Regions from separate parts of the Mus musculus genome. Here regions 1, 2, 3 and 5 are each linked to region 4. The links are chromatin loops, found by intact Hi-C in ENCODE. Cell type or tissue: left cerebral cortex. All regions are shown on one strand.

Region 1 (4,000 bases), 170 kb before region 4:
TCGATCATTCAGTCGATGTAGATTACTTTAAGTGGACAAGCAGCGTGTTGTTATCCTTTGGGAGATTTCTGTTGCTGTGATGAAACGGCATGACCCAAAGCACCTTGGAGTGGGAGGGGGTTGGGGACGGTTATTTGGCTTACACTTCCACGTCACAGTTCATCATCGAGAGTAGTCAGTGCGGGAACTCTAGGCCGGAACTGGGGAAGAGGCAGTAGAGGATAGCTGTTCACCTGCTTGTTCCTCGTGGCCTGCTCAGCCTGCTCACTCATATGCCCCAGGACCGGCTGCCCAGAGGAGGCACCACCCACAAGGGCTGGGCCCTCCCACATCAATTTCTAATCAAGAAAATGGTCTATGGACTTGACTATAGATATAGGCCAGTCGTAGTGAGGCATTTCCTCAGTTGGGGTTCTGTCTTCTCAGGTAACTCTATAGCTTGTGTCAAGTTGACAAAACCCACTCAGAGCAGAGGTGGTGTTGACATTATGAACACTTGACTCTGGGTGCTGCGTGGACGTAGCCTTGGCAGCTGTGTTCTTACCACGGTCGGTATGCCTTTCACAAACTGCTGGAACCTCTTCTAACTCTGTGTCCGCCATTCCTTTCCTAGATATCTGTTTCAAATGAGACCAAAGAGCTCCTGCTGGCAGCAGTGAGTGAAGACTCCCCCATTGCCCAGATCTACCATGCAGTTGCAGCACTCAGCGGGTTTGGGCTTCCCTTGGCATCCAATGAAGCCCTCGGTGCCCTTACCGCTCGCCTCGGCAAGGAAGAGACTGTGCTAGCGTAAGTTGTCGCTTTGAAGACTTTTTGAGGTTTGTTTGTGTTGGTTACTGACCTGAGAATGCTTTTTCATTTCTGCAGTGCACATTTCTAGACATCTGCTGTGAGCCAGGTGCTCTGCTAGATGTGCAGACACTGTTGTGATTGTGGGGTAGGGGGTCAAGGGGCTGGGGCTGTATTTGCAAGTGGAGGCCAGAGGTTAACAGCAGGTATCTTCCTCAGTCACTTTCCACCTTGGGTTTTGTTTTGTTTTTCTAATTTTAGGTAGGGTTTCACTATTTATACCTGGCTATCCTAGAACTCCCTGTGCAGTCCCGGCTGACCTTGAACTCACAGAGATCTACCTGTCTCTGCCTCCCAAGTGCTGGAATTACAGGCATGTGCATTCTACCTTGTTTTTTGAGACAAGCTAGCTAATGAGCTCCAGGGGTCTTTCTGCTAGTGCTGGGGTTACAGACACACTGCCTTCTCCATCTTTTCCATGGGTGCTAGGAGTCTGAACTCACCACGCCTGCATGGCAGACACGGACCAACTGAGTCGTCTCCCCAGTCCCAGGGACTGGCACTTGAATTAAGGCAGCAAGGTCCAGTCCTTGACCTTGTGGAATTCACATAGACATATCTGTTCATAAGGTGTTCAGGCAGAGGCCAAGGACTGAGGCAGTGTAAGCCCACCATCCCACATAGACAGGAGGCTGGAGCAAGGACAGTGAGGGCTGTGAGCTGCATGCAGTTTGTGGAGAGGTTAGGCCAGGTTTGCTGCAGTGTTGGCACTAGGGTTCTGTGGAGAACAGGCTCTTACTGGCTTCTTGGGTGCTGTGAGAAGCTGCATCTATTGTGGGCACATGGTGGGTTCTCAGGGGATAATATATTCTGCAAATCTGACTCTGGTCCTCTGCAAAAGGCATAGGTGATAAAATGATTTACCCCACACATGAGAGTGTGTATGCCTGTGTGTCAGATGCTCTTGAGGGCATGGATATGGAGAGCAGAGGTGAATCGAGGTATTGTTCCTCAGGAGCAGTCCATGTGTTTGTTTGTTACTGTTGGTTTTGCAAGACGGGGTTTCTCTGTGTAGCCCTTGCTCTCCTAGAACTCACTTTGTTCCTTCCGGTTCTTGGCCTGTTTTGAGTTCCTGGCCTGATCTCCTTTGATGATGAATTATGATAAGGAAGTATAAGCCAGATAACCACCCCCTCCCCCCCCAGTTGCTTTTGTTCATAGCAGGTTGATGGTACCAACTCCTCCTTTCAGAACGTTGGGATTAGGGACTGGAAGTGGTGAACAAAGGTAAAACACTTAGTTTGCAAGACCCAGTACCATAAAAACCAACCCAAAAGGCCCAGTACCATAGAAACTAACCCAAAAGGCCTTGTAGGAGCGGCTGAACTCTCAGGGGGCTTCTCTCCTTACATTGTGACTCTTCTGTTTTCTGACTTGTCATCTTAATAGAATTAGCTTTCCATGGTGGGAATCTAAATTGTTATGCTCTCAACACAAGAAGACAGATTCTTGCTCTACATTCCCTGACACTTAAAAACACAGGGGCTCAGGCATCAGTGCTGAAGTTGCAGACCGTTTGACCACCAGGGGGCCTCAGCTGCCCACATTTTACCTAGGGAACTGGTTATGTTCTCCGTCCAGACAGTCTGCATGCAGAAAAAAATAATAACTAATTAAAAAATGACATGAGTACATGAGTATAGCCACATTCCACCTTAAAATGTTTTCTTGTTATTGTTATTTAGGGGTGTGTGTGTGTGTGTGTGTGTGTGTGGAGGGAGAGGAATGCGCCCTGTGACACACATGTAGAAATCAGGGGACAACTTTTTTTTCCTTTTTTTTTGGAGACAGTATATAGTCCTAGCTGTCCTGGACCTCGATATGTAGCCCAGGATGGCCTTGAATCACAGACATCTACCTGCCTCTGCCTCCTGAGGGCTGTGATTAAAGATTAGTGTACCAACATACCCAACAAAATGTTTTTCTTATAGAATAATACTTTTTAAAAAATGTTCCTCCTCCTCCTCCTCTTCCTCCTCCTCTTCTTCTTCTTCATTTGATTTTATGTGTGAGTGCACAGGCACTGTTGATGTACATTAGAAGAGGGCATCAGATCCCATTACAGATGGTTAGGAGCCACTGGGAAGTGAACTCAGAACCTCTAGAAGAACAGTCGGTGCTCTGTTGAACCGTCTCTCTAGCCCCTAGAATGTCCTCTTAGTAAAAATATGTGAGTAAAAAATGAAGAATGAACCGGGCAATGGTGGTGTACGCCTTTAATCCCAGGACGTGGGAGGCAGAGGCAGGCGGATTTCTGAGTTAAAGGCTAGCCTGGTCTACAGAGTGAGTTCCAGGACAGCCAGGGCTACACAGAGAAACCCTGTCTCGGAAATCAAAAAACTACAACAATGAAGGGCTGATATGTGCCACAGTATGGATGAGCCTCAAAAGCCAAAGATAAAAGGTCACATAGTAGGGGCTCTGTCCCAGTGGTAGGATGCTTGCTTGGGATGCCCCAGAGCCAGAAACTGATGCTCAGCACTATCCCAACAAGATGACTACTATGCGACTTTATTTACAAGACTATCCAGAACAAACAAGTGTGTAGAATTGTGTTGCTGGGAGATGGCTGAGGTAGACACCATGGAGAGGAACTGCTTAAGTTCCTTAGTTCCAAATAGAGTCCTGCTCAGGAACTCAGGGAAATGTTCTTACATGAACAGGGATGGTGGTTGGACGTTATGACTTTAGTAAGTAGCTCTGAATTCACTTTCTTTTGAATTTTGGAGAGTAAGGAGCTCGATATACAGCTCGGTTGATAGGATACTGTTGGAGGACTGCAGTGGGTAGAATGCTTCCACAGCATGCTTAAGGTCCTGGATTTTAATTCCCAGTACTACATAAACCAGGTAATGGTATCCATCTGTGATCCCAGGACTCAGGAAGTGAGGCAGGGGGACCAGGAATTCAAGGTCATCGTCAGCAAGTTTGAGGCCACCTCCGAAAATACAACAATGAAGTTTTAAAAATTGAGTAAAGACTGATACATGTAGGTAGTATAGAGTCATTGCTCATAAGAATTAAGTATGTATTATACATGTATTCTCATACAGAGAACACTAAATACATGTTAGAAGAACATGAGACTAGGTGAAGACTAAATCTGTGCCCTTCTATCCTGCACCTACAGCCCTTGCGTCAGGATGCTGGG
Region 2 (4,000 bases), 110 kb after region 4:
TGGAGAGGGAACCGGTGTCCAGACTCGACGAAAAGTTGGTGGAAGTGAGAAGCACACGGGACCCGTAGCAGATGGTCACCCTATCACTCCGGACACAAAAGAGAGCGTTCGGGGCCCACTTCTACTTTCTCCCCACACTCCTTCGGATAAGGGTGGGGGAAGAAAAAGAAAAAAAAAGGGGGGGGGGAGAGAAACTGAAGTGGCGAGGAAAGAGTGTCCAGCCTCCCAGAAGCTGAGCCCCTCGCCAAGGTCCGGAACAGAGGAGGTGGTGGTCGCGCCCGCCCCTCCCAGCCCCGTCCCGGGAGCGCGCTGACCTTGGAGGCCAGAGTGACAGCTAAGGAACCCCGGAACCCACCCAAGGGACGGGAAGGGACCACCCCCAAGGCCCAGGTTGGGACGAAAAGGGGAGGTCATCTGACGCCAGACAAGGGTGCGCCCGACCCCGGCCGCGCGGAAAGCCCCGGCGAGAGGCCAAGCGACGCCTAAGGTGACCCCGGAGGGCTAACATGGCGGCGCGGCCGCACCGAGCGCTCTCACCCTGCCCAGGCGGGCGACGCCACGATACCTGCGAGCCCCACCATGGCACTGCCGCCACTGTCGCCGTCGCCGCCGCTGCTTGCCTCCACCTTAGCTCGCCACCAACGCCGCAGGAGCTGGGGAGACGCCCCCTTCGTCTTCTAGTGGAGCGGTCCAAGGACCCCCGGTCCAGAACCGAGCTGTCTTCTGAGAACGCCTGACAAACTGGCTCAAAGCGAGGCTACTCTCAGACACTCTCCCCTCAGTATCCGCCACGAAATGTCCTTTCTGAGTTTTTAGTAGACTTGAATAAAATTATGGGGCGCTAAGGTCTTCAAACCCGTGGAATATTTGGTCAGGCGTATCTTAGGCAGCCCCGAACCTCCGGCCCATGGTCCCCTTCATGCATATGCAGCAGATTGTGATTCTTACTCTTTGAGAGCTCCGCGGGCGAGCGAGGTGTAGTTACGCTGATGAGCGTAACTCCGCAGAATCCTTAGCACCTTGTGATTTGTGTACTTTGGGAAAACTTCTCGTGGCTCAGATCTGGCCCTTCAACCACGGGCTGAGGACGTGCTTCCTCCTTGGTGAGGAAATGGCTTGCCCCAGGCTTGTTAATGTCTAGATGAGTCAGTGTGGTCACTTACTAGCTTATTAGCCACGTTCCTGACCTCATACTGTGCGCAAGCGCAGTGCTAGAGGCTAAGGAGGTACAATTCTACTCCTGACCCCAATTTTCTCAGTCACCAGGGTGAGAGTGAGTGTCGGGGGATAGTGGAGAGACTACCACCCAGTAACCACTTGTAGTCGCACCAGTACATGATTTGTAATTAGGCATCGTGGAAGGCACTAGGAGGCAAAGTAAAGAGAGGAGAAATGAGTGGAATCCTGGTGTCTGGAGTGGGCGAGGGTTGGGGCCGTCTTAGGCATATTGAGTTTGTGCATTGTGTGAGTGAGGGGTCTTGTTCCAGACATGGAGGTGACAACCCTAAGGGTGGAAGGTGAACAAGGAATATGACAGGTACCTTGGTCATGAATTTGAATTTTTGTCTTGAGAGACATGGGAAGCTATGTTCTTCGAGGCAATGAAAAGAAATCTGGGTCTCTCCGAGGCCATTGACTTTCAGGGTTAGAAAACATGAAAGTGAGGTTTGGGACAGGAAGCCAGTTAAGCAACCAGAACATCTTTCCAGACACAAAGTCATGGTGACTCAGACAGGTAGTGACTAAGGGAGCTAGAAGAGATCATATCAAACTGGGTGCGGGAAGCACATACTGAGGCACAGGCATTGACTCCTAAGCTGTGGCTGTAGGGATGAAGAAGAGGTGAAGAGCCCTTGGCCAGGGTGGAAAGGCCCGAAGACAGGCTGCTAGGGGACAATCAGAAGTGGGACAGAGAACTCAGTAGCGGAAATGCCTGGGCACACCGTGGATGGAGAGAGTGGACCTGTATAAGGGCTGGTGGGCCTCCCTCAGCACACGGGTCTTGGTAGTGTCTAGAAGCCAAGGGGATCCAAGGCAGGAAGGAAGGAGGCCAATGGTGATCTAGGGAGGAGCTGGGAAAGGAACTGCAGAAGCGGGGTGCAGCAGACTCTCTTGTCCCTACTGCCACAGGCTGGTCCATGAAGCAGGGGTTCCGTGGAGTGGAGCTGGCTGGTGCTGACTCACGTGGGAGACTTTGGACACCTTGGATTCGGGAATGAGATGGCTCTGTAGCCTGTTCTTCATGTTGCCTCTCTCTCTCTTTCTTTCTTTCTTTCTTTCTTTCTTTCTTTCTTTCTTTCTTTCTTTCTTTCTTAACAGTAAATTACTGCCTTAAAAAGGAGGGGCTGGCGAGATGGCTCAGTGGTTAAAAGCACCGACTGCTCTTCCGAAGGTTCTGAGTTCAAATCCCAGCAACCACATGGTGGCTCACAACCATCTGTAATGAGATCTGATGCCCTCTTCTGGTGCATCTGAAGACAGCTACAGTGTACTTAGATATAATAATAAAAAATAAATCTTAAAAAAAAAAAAAAAAAGGAAATGAGTGGCCGGGCGTGGTGGTGCACACCTTTAATCTCAGCACTCAGGAGGCAGAGGCAGGCAGATTTCTGAGTTTGAGGCCAGCCTAGTCTACAAAGTGTGTTCCAGAACAGCCAGAGCTACACAGAGAAACCCTGTCTCAAAAAACAACAACAAACAACAACAAAAAACAAAAACAAAAAAAAAAAAAAAAAGGAAATGAGTGGCGGATACATGGAATGGCTTGGTGTCTCAGAGGACCTGGGTTTCTTCCAACACTCTGTTATCCTTCAGTTCATGGGCACAAGATGATCCCAGTTCCAGGTGTCACACCTGAGCGGGGATGGGTTGAGACCACAGCGGGTTGGGCTGTGACCCTCATGTTTAATTGCTTATGAGTCCTTTACCTGTACCTGGTTTTCTGTCATCTAACAACAGAAGAAAACAGAGGGCCAGGGAGCTCTTGTTAAATGAATAGCGGTCTGAGCACTGAATGGGGGCAACTCAAATTACTGCCTGAAAACAGAAGAGCTGTTATCGCACTTACAGGATTTTGATAGGTTATTTCTCTGCCGCCAGTGAAATGAGCCAATTCAAGCCAGATTAGAATATTTTGAAGGCAGGTTTATTGGGAAGCTGCTCTCTGGTGAATTCACTGGCCCTAAGGAACGAGGCCGGAAAAGTCCCCATGGGGAGTGGGAGACAGAAGGGAAGGAGAAAGGGACGGAGGGAAAGAGAGAGCTCGAGGGAGCAAAATGTCTGGATTTCTATAGGGAGGAGCCACTGAGGGAAGAGCAGCCCAGCCCCTGGGCTGGAAAGTTCAGGGTTGGGGGCCAGGAGGGGACTGAGGGATGCTGGGAGAACCTGGAGGCCAGGTCTGTTTTGATATGTAAATTATGTACCCTGGTCCTGGGGTGGTCCCAAACCAGTTTTAGCTCAGTTTTCTAGAGCTGGAGTGTAGAGGAGGTGTGTGGGGAGCCTGTGGATGCTGCACCATAGTATGAGGGACTTGAGCAGCATCCTCATATTTGGGCCTTAGAACCAATCCCCTCTGACACACATATTTTATGCATAAATGTAACAAACCACTAAAGCACTACAGATTAATCTGACATATACAGGATGCGGGTTAGAAAGAGCTGGACCCACACCAGTGCAAAAAGCAGGATCCCATTGTCTAGCTCAAGAGTTGATGATACTGAACAGAGGTGATAGCAATCAAATTAGTGGGTTCAGGGGGTCTGGAGGGGAAGGGACCAAGCAAAGACTTGGCTCAGGTCTCAAGGGAAACATTCGATGGTCCTATAAAAAATTAAAAAAAAAAAAAAAAAAAAAGGAAAAGCATATTTTAAAAGACCCTGCTGGGGAATGTTTTCGGTCATTGTGTATTCAGACACTGATTTCTGAATCCAGAGATCTGGTTGCAATCTGGACTTTGGTGTTGTCATTATTATGAAATAGGAATTGAGACTCAGTATGT
Region 3 (4,000 bases), 120 kb before region 4:
GGAGGAAGAAGAGGAGAGGAGGGGGAGAAAGAAGAGGAGGAGGAGGAAGAGGAGGAGGAAGAAAAGGAGGAGGAGGGGGAGAAGGAGGAAGAGGAGGAGAAAGAGGAAGAAGAGGAAGAGAAGGAAGAGGAGGAGGAAGAGGAGAAGGAGGGGGAGGAGGAGTGAGAGGAGGAGGAAGAAGAGGAGGAGAGGGGGGAGGAGGAGGAGGAAGAAGAGGAAGAGGATGAAGAGGGACTGACTAACAAACTGTCCTCCAGACCCAAGTTGTGCCTTTTGCATTCCCTCCAGGGCGAGGGAGCACTACTGCTGGCCAGTTCTTAATCCAGCATTTGTTTCCTTCTCTTACAAACTCTTACTAAACATCTAATTAGCCCCCACCACCCCCAGGCTGCAGCGCTCTTTGCACTAGTGATCCTGAGCGCCAAGGTCTCATTTCCGCCATTTGGGAATGTCTGGGTCTCTGTCCTCTGAGCTGGATTTGGGCCTTGAGAAATAAGGAGACCCAGCATCAGAGGGCTGTGAGAAGCAGAAGCTTCAATTCCAAAAACACACAAAAGCGCTCAAGAATTGCAGGGAGAAGGAAAGGTCACTTTAACCAGGAAGCACTTCTTCAGCTGGGAAAGGAGGCGGCCAGTGAGTTCCTATGAAACCACGCTCTGCCCCACGAGGGAATCTGGACAGGGCACTTCATCCTTCTGCACCCCAGTTACTGCGTTTGCAAGGTGGGGTCATGACACCTGCCTCCCCGGTAAGGAAGTGGAGACAGGCTGTGTCTTAGCAACAATTTCCAGCCAGTCCTGAGCTCAGAAAGCCAAGCGGAATGGTTAGGGAAGCTGGAAGCCATCTTACTAACAGGCTTTATTTGTTGACAAGCCTACTAAAATGGGGTGAGAAAGCCAGAGTCTCAAGAATAAAAATCCAGCCTCCACCTCCGATTCCCACCACCCCGCTCTGGCTGGCTGGCCTCGCTCAGCACTGGCTCCTTCCCAAGATGTGTTTTTAACCCGACCTTAATTAGTGATTGTGTTGGTGTCTAGGGGCTTGAGCTGAAACAAAAAAGAAAGCACCCCAGAGAGAGGTGGATTCTAGAAGTCCCCCCAAAGGCTGGGGCAGCGGTGGACAGGCTGAGAGGGAGACAGGCCGCACATTTGTGTTGCAAATTTCCAGTGTGAGAGCCAGCCATTCAAAGAGGTGGCTGCTGCAGGCTGGGCAGGCAGTGGGGAGGGAGAGCCCATGAACAAAGGGGGCCTATCTGTGGGCCTCAGACCCCACTTTGTGTGAACGATGGAAGCATTCCCAGCCTGCCCCAGAGCACTGTGCAGGAGATGGAGAAGTCCCAGACCCTGGACTTCCCGGTTCCCTTGACTCTCTTGCCCTTCTGGGTCTGTTTATGGAGTCCTCAGTAGCAAGGGTCACGTGGATGTACATGTGTGTTATGTCAGAGCCAGGCCACCAGTGTTGGCTACTGTAGCCTTTCTGGGTGGCCCCAGACAAGTCACTTGATTTCTCTGAGCCTTGGTTTCTTTTTCTGTAAACTGGCCTGGTTGGTCCTCTCTCCTAGTCTGTATGGTTCCTCCAGAAAAGGCGCATTGGCTGGGTGGTAATGCTGAAGCCCCCCCCCTTTTAAAAAACAAAAAACAAAAACAAACAAACAAAAAAAACCAGCCTGTATCCAAGGAGGTCTCCAATGAAGAGGCAAAGTCAAGACTTGCCTATCCAAGCTGGTCTCTAATCCCAGCATCCTCCATCCCGGTAGATGGAGGTAGAAGGACCACAAGGTCAAGGAGGGTTCAAGGCCGGCCTAGGTAATTTTCAAAATAAAAATTTTAAAGGGGACTGGAATTGTAGCTCAGCGATGCACAGTTGTCTCTGTGTAACACCTCCGGGTTACTCGAAAGTGCTGCCCCCTTATGTAACAGTTCTAGTAAATTCTTCTTGCTTAGAATATCTCACTGTGGCAGGGGAACTATGAGCTATAAATGTATACCGGGCTGGCTATAGGGTGAATAGAGTTAATCCAAGCCTCATGCTACAAGGCTACTGTCCCTACATGGGGCCTGTCTCTACATCTCCTTGGCCTGTCTCTCCAAGAAACATTCTCCCAGCCTGGGGTGGGATCTCCCCTGGGGTTGGATGATTTTATAGTGTGTGTGTGTGTGTGTGTGTGTGTGTGTGTGTGTGTGTGTGTGTGTGTGCAGGGGTGGGGTGTGTGGCGGGGCGCTTTCTTTCTCTAAGCCCCTCCAGATGCTGGGGACCAAAGCTGATCCGGGTCCGAATAGCAGGTGTGTTGGTGAGGAGGGGGAGTTGGTAAGAGAGCACAATCTCAGGCTCACCAGAAATGAGCTCAAATGGGTCGTTTTTGTTCTAGGACACTAAGACATCAGACATTAGATGGTTTCCCTAAAAGCCCTGGGAGTCTTCCCGGAGAGAAGGGTCATAGCCTCAGGCAGCCAGAAGGTGGCGCTGTTCTCCAGTCTTTGGTGGTGTCAGGCTTTGTTTCAATGTCAGAAGCCCCCTTGTGTGGGGCTTTGTTCCCTATGAAATCCCATTAACAAAGCAGGTTCTGATCAGATCTGCCATCCTTCACTCTGCCACCCAAGCCCCTTCATCTTCCTCTTCCCAGTTCATACCCAAGCTTTTAGCTGTGTTTCCATTTAGGGGAACATCCTGGCTCAAGCCCTGCCTCAGGACCAGGGTATATCACCCAGGTCTCTCAGCACACCTCAGGACCAAGAACATGTGTCAGTCAGTAAGGAGGGAGCTTCTAATGGGATCTCCTCCGAAGTCTCAGGGTTAGCATGTCTTAGCGACAATCGGTTCTGCGGTAGAGAAGTGGACGTTCTTATTATTTTCCCCATCATAGGCAAACCCCAAAGTCCTGTCTGAATCCAGTTCTCAGTTTTCCATGACATAAAAACGTCAGGGCTCTAATATGGCTTCATTTCCGCTCCGTGGTTCCACTTCAGTTAAAGGACCTAGTAGCCTAGCACCAGCAACCAGAAGCAAGATGTCTGAGTTCTTCTTCCAACCCCACTTTCACCCACTCCCAGTCATTTAGCCCAAGATCAGCCCTGCCACACCCAGCCCCACTCCCACCTGGCTCCCTGGTAGCTCTGCTACTAAACTCCAGAAGCCAGAATTCATGGCTAGGACTCAGCCTGAAGCTCTAGCCCTGTCACCTGGGGCCAGCAATTCCCTGTCATTTACTGAATCCCAGTTGTCCTGAACTACAGCCCAGCTGGTGATATCCATCCATGCATGACTTCACCACTCAGCAGCCGTCAGGATTAGGAACACCTAGGGCTCCCACTGCAGGACCGAAAAAGCTGAACCTCGGAGAAGCAGAATGCTATGTCTAGTCTCACACAGACAGTAAGTAGGGGCCTGAGTCAAACAAGTATTTGCCTTTCATTCCAGAACACTGTAACCACCCTGGCCCAGCTACAGCACCCTGAGGCAAATATCCTCCAGCCCTACAACAGATAGCAGATTTCCCATGGAGTAGAGCCAGTGGATGTCTCTGTAGATCCTGTCAGGTAGAGTTCTCAATGTGATAAGATTAACACTTTCCCGTGGTTTGTGACAGGGGTACTGTGAGGGAAGATGGCTCTGTGCATTTCACATGCATTCATCACACAAGTTTTCCCTGACCTCCGTATATATAATGCTGCTTGGTGCGCGTGCGTGCGCGCACACACACACATAAATAAATAAATAAATAAATAAATAAATAAATAAATAAATAGCTAGCTTTTGATTAACACCAGAACCTTTCAGATGTGGTAACTTCATGAAGCCCGGAGCCCACAGAGCCAGGCTCTGACCCAGTTTACAGCTCTCTCAGATGGATCTCTTATAGACAAGCATTCCAGAATGCTAAACAATAAGAAGGCATTCGCTAGTTGATTTGCGCATCTCATCGTCCCTTTGAGCTTCCATCTGTCCTTTTGTATCTTCCCATCAGACAATACCCTCTGGTGCTTGGTGGTCAGGAACCAGG
Region 4 (4,000 bases):
GGAGAGGGGAGCCCCAGCCCAGCTTCCTGGGTTGGGCACGGATGTGGAAGGTAGCAGGCATCGGGTGGCATGGGGCCTTTCACTTGGTCCCTCTGTGTATCCAGGTCCCTGGACCTCTCAGACTTGCTCCCCCTGCTCATCATTTGGTTGTTTGTTAAGCACCTGCTGTATACCTCACTCCGTGCATACCAGGAGCAATTCATGAATTAAAAGAAGAGGGGGCTACATATAACCAAGGGGGTACAGTAGTTTGGGGGCTCATGAAAGAATTTGAGGACCCCTTCCTAAAGGATGTGACTTGAAGTTTCTCTTCCTTCCTTCCTTCCTTCCTTCCTTCCTTCCTTCCTTCCTTCCTTCCTTCCTTTCTTTCTTTTTCTTTCTTTCTTTCTTTCTTTCTTTCTTTCTTTCTTTCTTCCTTCCTTCCTTCCTCTCTTCCTCTCTTCCTCCCTTCCTCCCTTCCTCCCTTCCTCCCTTCCTCCCTTCCTCCCTCCCTCCCTCCCTCTTTCTTTCTTTCTTTCTTTCTTTCTTTCTTTCTTTCTTTCTTTCTTTCTTTCTTGATTTATATGTAAGTAAGTACACTGTAGCTGTCCTCAGACATCAGGAAAAGGAATCAGGTCTCGTTACAGATGGTTGTGAGCCACCATGTGATTGCTGGAATTTGAACTCAGGACCTCTGGAAAGGCAGTCAGTGCTCTTAACTGCTGAGCCACCTCTCCAGCCCCAGTCCACCTCTTTTCACCATGTGGGTCCTGGGGATTGAACTGAGGTCAGCAGTGTCTGTGACAGGTGCCTTTACCTGTGTAGCCATCTGCCTGACCCAGGAAGTAACTTTGAGCTGACAGCTGAAGGAAACTGAGTTGGGAGGTGAAGCTGTCAGGGAATAGTGTTTGCAAAGGTCCTGTGACCAGGAGGCCTGGCCATCCCTTCTTCAAGCCACCGTACTGTACTGCACCTTCCCCCAGTGTTAGACGACTTGTCAGGCATGGATTCATTCAGCAATCCTTAAATGAGCCCCTCCTATGTGCTGGGGACATAGATATGACTCAAGTGTCCCTGCCTAAGAAAGACTGAAACTGACTTTGGGTCCAGCAGTCAGGACTTTGGACTGGTATGTCTTCTCTCCATAGCTGTGTCCTAAGGTGCCAGCAATTCATTTGACAGGTGTAATGAGACGAGTCCTCCCAGGGTGGCTAGTCCCCTTCTTAGGACCTCAGTTTCCCTATCCGATAAGTGGGTGGGGTGGCTTGTCTCCTCCCAGAGGCTCTCCTCTACCTCGGGGATTTCTGTCGCCCCTAGCCAGGACCATGGGCAGCAACAAGAGCAAGCCCAAGGACGCCAGCCAGCGGCGCCGCAGCCTGGAGCCCTCGGAAAACGTGCACGGGGCAGGGGGCGCCTTCCCGGCCTCACAGACACCGAGCAAGCCCGCCTCCGCCGACGGCCACCGCGGGCCCAGCGCCGCCTTCGTGCCGCCCGCGGCCGAGCCCAAGCTCTTCGGAGGCTTCAACTCCTCGGACACCGTCACCTCCCCGCAGAGGGCGGGGCCTCTGGCAGGTCAGCCCTCCCCCTTGCTGTGTGTCCCTGAGCTGTGGTGCACCCTCTCTGGGTTCTGGGGACTCGGTTTTCCCGAGGCTGCGAATGGGGAAGGATTCGTAAACTGGAAAGCGGGGCTCCTGGCGCTTTCGGGCTCCCAGGTTCAGAGTATATAACGGGTTCTGAAGGAGAGGGTTGTAGGGGAGGGGACCCTGAGGCCCTCAGGGGATGGACCGCCACGGACTAGCTGCCGCCTCCGCCCAGCCTTTGTTCCTGGCTCTGCTGTGCGATGGCCCGAGTGCGCCCCTGCGCCCTCTGCTGGCGCTGTGTGGTGCGGCAGCCCTGCCGCCCAGGAGCTGAGCGGGGTGACTCACGCTCCTGCATGCATGGCTACACACCCACACGTGCAAATCCCACACTCTGACGGAGCCATACTCACGGCTGCACGCCCATGCGTGCAAATCCCACGCTCAGACAGAGCCACACGCATGGCTGCACACCTACACGTACAAATCCCACCCAGACTCAACCATGTTATATGCCCACATTGGGCATGAACCCACACTGAGTGGAGACACCAACAATTCCTAGAGACACCTGGGCCAGAGCACACACAGATACAGGTGTGCATACAACCTCGCCCCCTCAGATGGGCCTGTCTACCATCTTGCATGCAGAATGCAGACACGGGATGTAGGGGTTCCCAGCTCCACATCCCACCACAGGAACTTGGTTGTGGTGAGACCTTTGGACGGGCAGCCCACTTCCCGCCATGCAGCCACACACCCATTCGATCATTTGAGAAGCATTTGTGGAGCCTCGGGCAACCGAGGGTGGGATGCAGGATTCCACGGAGCAGCTGTGGGTGAGGGGAGAATCAGGGGAAGGGTCCTGAAACTTGGACCAGAAACCTCGAGCTGCCAGGCACACACACAGGCAGAGTCCCTTAAGTGTGGGGCTTGGGGCATCTTCTGTGTGCTGCCCCTGAGTGCAGAGCAAGGGAGCCTGATCTCGGGGGGGGGGGGGGACAGGGACGGGGGGGACGGGGACGGGGACGGGACTTCTGCTTGTGTCAATAGACTCATTAGATAAGGAACACCTAGTCTGCAGCCCAGCAGGAAGGCACAGCGTACTTAGCTTCCTCCCAGGGACAGGCTGGTGAGTGAGAACGGCGCCTGACCCAGCCCCTGCAGGGTTCTGACACCTCTCATCCTTCTCTGCAGGTGGGGTGACCACCTTTGTGGCCCTCTATGACTATGAGTCACGGACAGAGACTGACCTGTCCTTCAAGAAAGGGGAGCGGCTGCAGATTGTCAATAACACGTGAGTGGCCTGGCGGGGACTGCACTGGGAGCGTGGGTCTGTCTTACCGAGAGCTGCCGGCAGAGGGCGGTGCAGAGCCTACAGGGCTGCTTCTGCTCTTGGTGGGTGGCGGCCCTCCCTAGACCCCAACCAGTATCCTCCCTTGTCCTGGGCCCTGTCTTCGCACCTCAGCCTCTCCTTCTCTCTGCTTCTCTCTCGCTGGCCCTTAGGAGGAAGGTGGATGTCAGGTGTGTACCGAGGCCAGGTAGAGGGGGATGCTTCGCTGAGGCTGGGGGCTGCTCTCTGCATGTGCTTCCTCCACCGCCCCTGTGTGTTTCCAGCTCTCTCCCCGTCCCTTTAGCTTACCCTGCATCCCACCTGTATGAGCCGACCCTCCATCTTCTCCCCACACCTTCCTGTTAGCTCTCTTCCTCCCTGTTCTGATTTGTGATTCCACATTGGGTGCCAGCTACATGCAGGACCCAGTGTATTCTGTAGGCCAGGGAGGGAGGCAGTGTGGTGGGGAGTGGGTTACACCAGACCAGGTCAGGGGTGGATAGAAGCAGGCCGGGGTCCCTGCAAGATGTCCCCGGGAGAGGGGGCTGTCTCTATCAGACTGCCCATCCAAGGAAGGACAGTGAGCCACAGCAGGTAAGGGCAGCATCCCTGGGAGGGGGGCAGCTGCTGGTTGGAGGTATGTGCTGGGCTGTGGAGGCCTCTCCCTGGAGCAGGTAAGGCTTGGGGACTTTGATTTGAGCTGCTCTGGAGGGTAGAGAGGATCCATCATAAAGTGCCCCAAAGGTCTGGCTAAAGAGGTAGGCTTTCCGTCTCCCTGGGCGTGTCTCGCTGCTCATGCCTCCCGTTCCTCGTGCATGCTACTCCGTTTGCCTGAAATACTTCTCCTGTATCCATCTGGTGAACTCCTATTCAGCCCTCAAGATCCAGGGAGGGGATGCCCGTTGTGTGAGGCAAAAGTGAGCAGGTTCCACGTTCTGCACCGGTCACTGTCATTCATACCCCTCCATCTCGTTATCTCTGATCCCCGGGGGGTGGGGTGGGGACAGCAGCAATGGTGGAGGGGCTGGCTCTATTTTGTGAATGAGGAAACTGAGGCTCAAAGTCAGGAAGGCCCTTGTCCAAGGTCATGTGGCTACCGATAGCAAGCCCA
Region 5 (4,000 bases), 90 kb before region 4:
CTGAGGAGTCCCTGTCCCAACTCAGCCCCAGCACTAAGACCCATCACAGTTTCTATCCTAGACCCGTGGAAGAAGGGGAGGGGCTTAGGGAGCCCTATTCTCTTGAACACCGTCCATAAGGTTCACTGCAACCCCTTCCCCCACAAAAATCCTGCCTCCAAATAGAATCACATTCTGGAACAGTAGAGGTTAAGTTCTGATATATCTTTGAATAGAGGGTAAAGAATTCATAAAACATCTTTTTTTTTTCTGGGTGTGGTTGCTCACACCTTTAATCTCAGCATTAGGGAGACAGAGGTAGACGTATCTCTGTGAGTTCAAAGCTAACCTGGTCTATATATCTATATAGAGAGTTCCAGGCCAGCTAGGATGACACTGTGAGACCCTGTCTCAAAAATAAAAAACGCTCAAGCAAAAATGACTGTCTTTATCTATCCATACATATTGGGCACTTTTAGGGCAAGTCCTGTATTAAATATTTGTTCTCTCCAGACCATATATATGTGTGTGTGTGTGTGTGTGTGTGTGTGTGTGTGTGTATGTATATATAATATAACATAACATATATAATATATATAATGTTTTGTCTGCATGTATGTATTTGTATCACATGTGTGCTTGGTACACAGAGACCAGAAGAAAGCTTCTGGTTTCCTGACATTGGTGTTATAAAGGATTTTGTGCCATTATGTGGGTGCTAGGAACCAAGCCCAGGTTCTTTTGGAAGAGCAGCAGACACACTTAACCACTGAGCCTCTCTCCAGTCCCTAGTTACTCGTTTGTTGCTGTTAGGCTCCGATAGAAGAAACTTTGCAAGTTTGTTTTGGCTTGGGTTGTCGATGACCGTCTATGTCTACCATTGGGAGGACCTCACAGCAGCAGGAGTTTGGAGCAGCACGCTTGAGGATTCTGCCTCAGAAGTAGAAAAGAAAAAGGAAAAAACAAAAACAAAAAACCAAACAACCCAAAATCCATCTACACAATTGATTTTGAGGCTGGGCATGGCTCAGTGAGTGAGAGTGCTTATTGACTAAACATGAAGGTCTCAAAGACCCAAAGTAAAAAGCCAGGCATGGTCACTCATACATCTTTAACGCCAGTCCAAGGCAGAGGAGAGGAGAGGATGGATACGGGATCCCTGCGGCTTTCCCTATCTCAAGGGAATAAGGTGGACTATAATAGAGCAAGACACGTGATATACTCTGGCCTCAGCAGCCATAGGTACATGCATGTGAGTGCATATGCCACACCCGTACCCACACCAATACCCACCCGTGGCACACATAATTAAAGGATTTAGGGGTCAGGGCCACATCAGCTGACCTAGAGATAGTTTATCTGGCTGCCAAGCTGAGTTCGTTGGCTGGAGGCTTGATAACTGCCCACGTGAATCTCACTCTGCGGGACTTCCCAGGAATGATCAAGAGCGAGGAAAGAGGAAGTCACAATGTTTTTCTGTCTTAATCTCGGAACTCAAGCTCAGTATTTCCCCAAAATTCTATGGGTCACATTGGTCAGCGTGGGAGACTGTGAAGGCTTGACTATCAGGCACCAATCACATCACTGCCCATTAAACTCCATTCCTAACTGGTCTGCCGCACTTATTTCAATGCTGATTTTTGCCTTCCAAACATTTATCGCATTAAGGATTCCCTATCTATTATGTGACTTACTGACTATAAACTCCATGGAAGCAGAGATGTTCACTGGTCTCTTTTTAATTTATTATGGTGATTTGTTTTTGTCTGAATTATAGCATGGTAATGTTTGTCCTACCCCTTATATTGTAGATTTCTGGCTCAGACTTAGAACTGAGTTCTAAACTGGGGGGAGACCGGCTGTAATCAGGAGAATTGCCCCCAGTTCGAGGCCAGTCAGAGCTACACTGTTGAGACCCTGTCTCAAATCAAATAAAAAATTCATTAAAGCTTCAACCTTCGGTGTCTAATTAGGGGAGAGCAGGAGGAAGACGGCGAGGAAGCGGTGGACCTGGTAAAACCCGCTGAGCGGAATCTGCTGCTGCTCCCAGCACATCGCTTCCGGGTCACGAGGGATCACTTCCGGTGCGGCGGCGCGGCGTTCCGGGAGGTAAGTATTGAGGCTCGGATAACCCGGCCGAGGCTTCCCGGCGGGCGGGATCGGGGCGGCGTTGCGGGTTACAGCGGCTTCCGGGGTTGCGGAGGGCAGTTATCTGTAAAGGCAGTCTGCGTTCCGAGGAGACTGGGGCCCTCGCGAGGGTTGTGCAGGGCCAGGGCCCAGCCTGCCCTGCGCCGGGACCAGCCGGGGCTTGGCTTGTCGGGTGTGCCCTGGATGGCTGTGTTACCTCGGGCATCTCGATCTTCCTCTCCCGGTCACTTTCCTTCCCCGCAGAAGGCTCCCTTGGGCCTGTGCGGAGGATGCGAAGGCCGGGAGCGTATCAGTGCTTAGTTGCAGTGTGTGCTTGAGAGAAAACTGCCAGAGAAAGGGATGGGGAATGCGATAGCCTCCCCGGTGTCTGCGGTTCCAGTGACCTGACACCTGGAAATAGAAAGTGGAAGACTCCAGAAACAAACCGCGCATGGCTTTGAATTTGTGTGTTTTGAGTAGCTCAGTAGTGGAGACTCACCCAGCGTGCTTGAGTCCCATGTTCAGACCCCAGAACTGTTCTTCCCGGCCCTAAGATAGTAGCACGATGAAGTTTTACCTCTTCCTGCTTTACACGTAGGTCATCGTCTTGCTTGGCGTATCCCTCTGTATACGCTACCCCCTCATTAGTCACGTAGGACAGCTGCCTGTGTAACCCTCATATCAGCACAAGAGTAGTAATGATAGCCTTTGGGGTTTGCTGAAAAAGGTGCTATTTTAAACAGCCTTTTTTTTTTTTTTAAAGGAAGATTCTTAGGCTAAAGTTGCTAAGCTATTTGGTGAGAACAAAATTTTTGTTGTTTTTCCAAGACAGGGTTTCTCTGTGCAGCCCTGGCCATCCTGGAGGAGCTCTGTGGGTTGGAGGCTAGCCTGGTCTACAGAATAAGTTCCAAGTCAACCAAAGCTACACAGAGAAACCCTGTCTCGAAAAAAAAAAAATCAAAATTAAAAATCAGAGCTGGTGATATGGCTGAGTTGGAAGAGGGCTTACCCAGCGTGTAAAAGCCTTGGTTTTTATCCCTTGCATCCTAAGTCTGGGGGTGGGGCAGAGCATGCCTATACTGTTCTGGGCTGCATAGCAAATTTGAGGGCTCCATGGGAACTTTGCTGAAACATCAATAAGTGGTAGTTTTGTTTTTGAACCTCACATTGCCAAGGTTACAGCCATAGTGTGTAGTAAATGTTTACTTAGTTAGGATAGAGATGGCATCGAATTTGTGAGTAGAAACGGACAAAGACTGCCTTACGCTATGTGAAGGCTTCAGCCAGGCCTCCCCTGAAACAAGAGCACAAAGCCACTTCCTGGGAATAAGGGATGGTCACACAGGTTAGGGATGGATTCGTTCTGAAACCAAAATCTCCATAGCGGACGTCACTGCCAGTGTGGAGGTCTCTGCTATAGTCCCAGCAGAAGAACACATGAAGGCAGTTTTGAAGTGCCAGCAAGTGGGGAATTGGAAGGCATGTGATGATGCAGCGCCAGCAGTGTGGACGTCATCAAATGTTGCCAGTGTGTTTCAAATTCTATGTGCCCCAAAGGACACCATTATTAACTATGATACTGGGATGGAACAGAGCATTAAAGCCACCCATGTGATCCCTTAAGGACCATATTCCCTGCAATCATTATTGATAGAATTAATAACTTCAGATTAATATGCCATTAAAATATTTCTTTATTTTTAGACAGGGTTTCAGTTTTGGCTGGCCTGGAATTCAGCATACAGACCAGACTGGTTTAGAACTCAAAGAGATCTGTCTGTCTCCCTAGTGTTGGGATAGAAACTGTATTCTGTCCCAAGCAACTGCAGCGTCTTCTTGAAAGGTTTTATTAACTGAAGTTTTTAGGGTAAAAGACTTGGCTCTGACAGTGCCA

What was found. Peaks named below come from ENCODE experiments on the same cell type or tissue, not always from the same donor. Only the 100,000 strongest peaks of a DNase experiment are listed, where the experiment ranks them.
Region 1: it touches region 4 in a loop (5-fold over the local background); 14 of 42 quality-filtered maps call a loop at or near these places.
Region 2: a loop joins it to region 4, with 5 times the contacts of the local background. A loop is called at or near these places in 30 of 42 quality-filtered maps.
Region 3: a loop joins it to region 4, with 9 times the contacts of the local background. A loop is called at or near these places in 41 of 42 quality-filtered maps.
Region 5: a loop joins it to region 4, with 5 times the contacts of the local background. A loop is called at or near these places in 6 of 42 quality-filtered maps.

What each region holds. Positions count from the first base shown.
Region 1 is chr2:157,289,924-157,293,923 of GRCm38, forward strand. It overlaps Rpn2 (ribophorin II), which reads left to right. Exons shown (of 17, transcript NM_019642.4): 4 at 614-789. Among named protein-coding and RNA genes, the nearest start is that of Mroh8, 12 kb to the left of the region's middle. In left cerebral cortex, a CTCF peak has its summit at 2,375 (motif pointing right); a DNase peak (open chromatin) is centred at 2,378.
Region 2 is chr2:157,565,683-157,569,682 of GRCm38, forward strand. It overlaps Blcap (bladder cancer associated protein), which reads right to left and starts at 679. Exons shown (of 2, transcript NM_016916.3): 1 at 566-679. In left cerebral cortex, a CTCF peak has its summit at 2,481 (motif pointing left); DNase peaks (open chromatin) are centred at 727 and 896; H3K4me3 peaks cover 1,545 bases; H3K27ac peaks cover 1,459 bases.
Region 3 is chr2:157,339,268-157,343,267 of GRCm38, forward strand. All of the region lies in intron 1 of Ghrh (growth hormone releasing hormone), which reads right to left. Among named protein-coding and RNA genes, the nearest start is that of Ghrh, 5.4 kb to the right of the region's middle. In left cerebral cortex, a CTCF peak has its summit at 2,462 (motif pointing right); DNase peaks (open chromatin) are centred at 513, 1,196, 1,923, 2,458 and 1 more place; H3K27ac peaks cover 1,735 bases.
Region 4 is chr2:157,455,781-157,459,780 of GRCm38, forward strand. It overlaps Src (Rous sarcoma oncogene), which reads left to right. Exons shown (of 15, transcript NM_009271.3): 4 at 1,297-1,551; 5 at 2,754-2,853; 6 at 3,063-3,080. The coding sequence starts at 1,305. Among named protein-coding and RNA genes, the nearest start is that of Src, 33 kb to the left of the region's middle. In left cerebral cortex, CTCF peaks have their summits at 1,852 (motif pointing left) and 2,915 (motif pointing right); DNase peaks (open chromatin) are centred at 1,895 and 2,881; H3K4me3 peaks cover 617 bases; H3K27ac peaks cover 1,456 bases.
Region 5 is chr2:157,365,553-157,369,552 of GRCm38, forward strand. Manbal (mannosidase, beta A, lysosomal-like) reads left to right here and starts at 2,042. Exons shown (of 3, transcript NM_026968.3): 1 at 2,042-2,088. In left cerebral cortex, no CTCF peak of the experiment used is centred here; a DNase peak (open chromatin) is centred at 2,058; H3K4me3 peaks cover 1,563 bases; H3K27ac peaks cover 1,256 bases.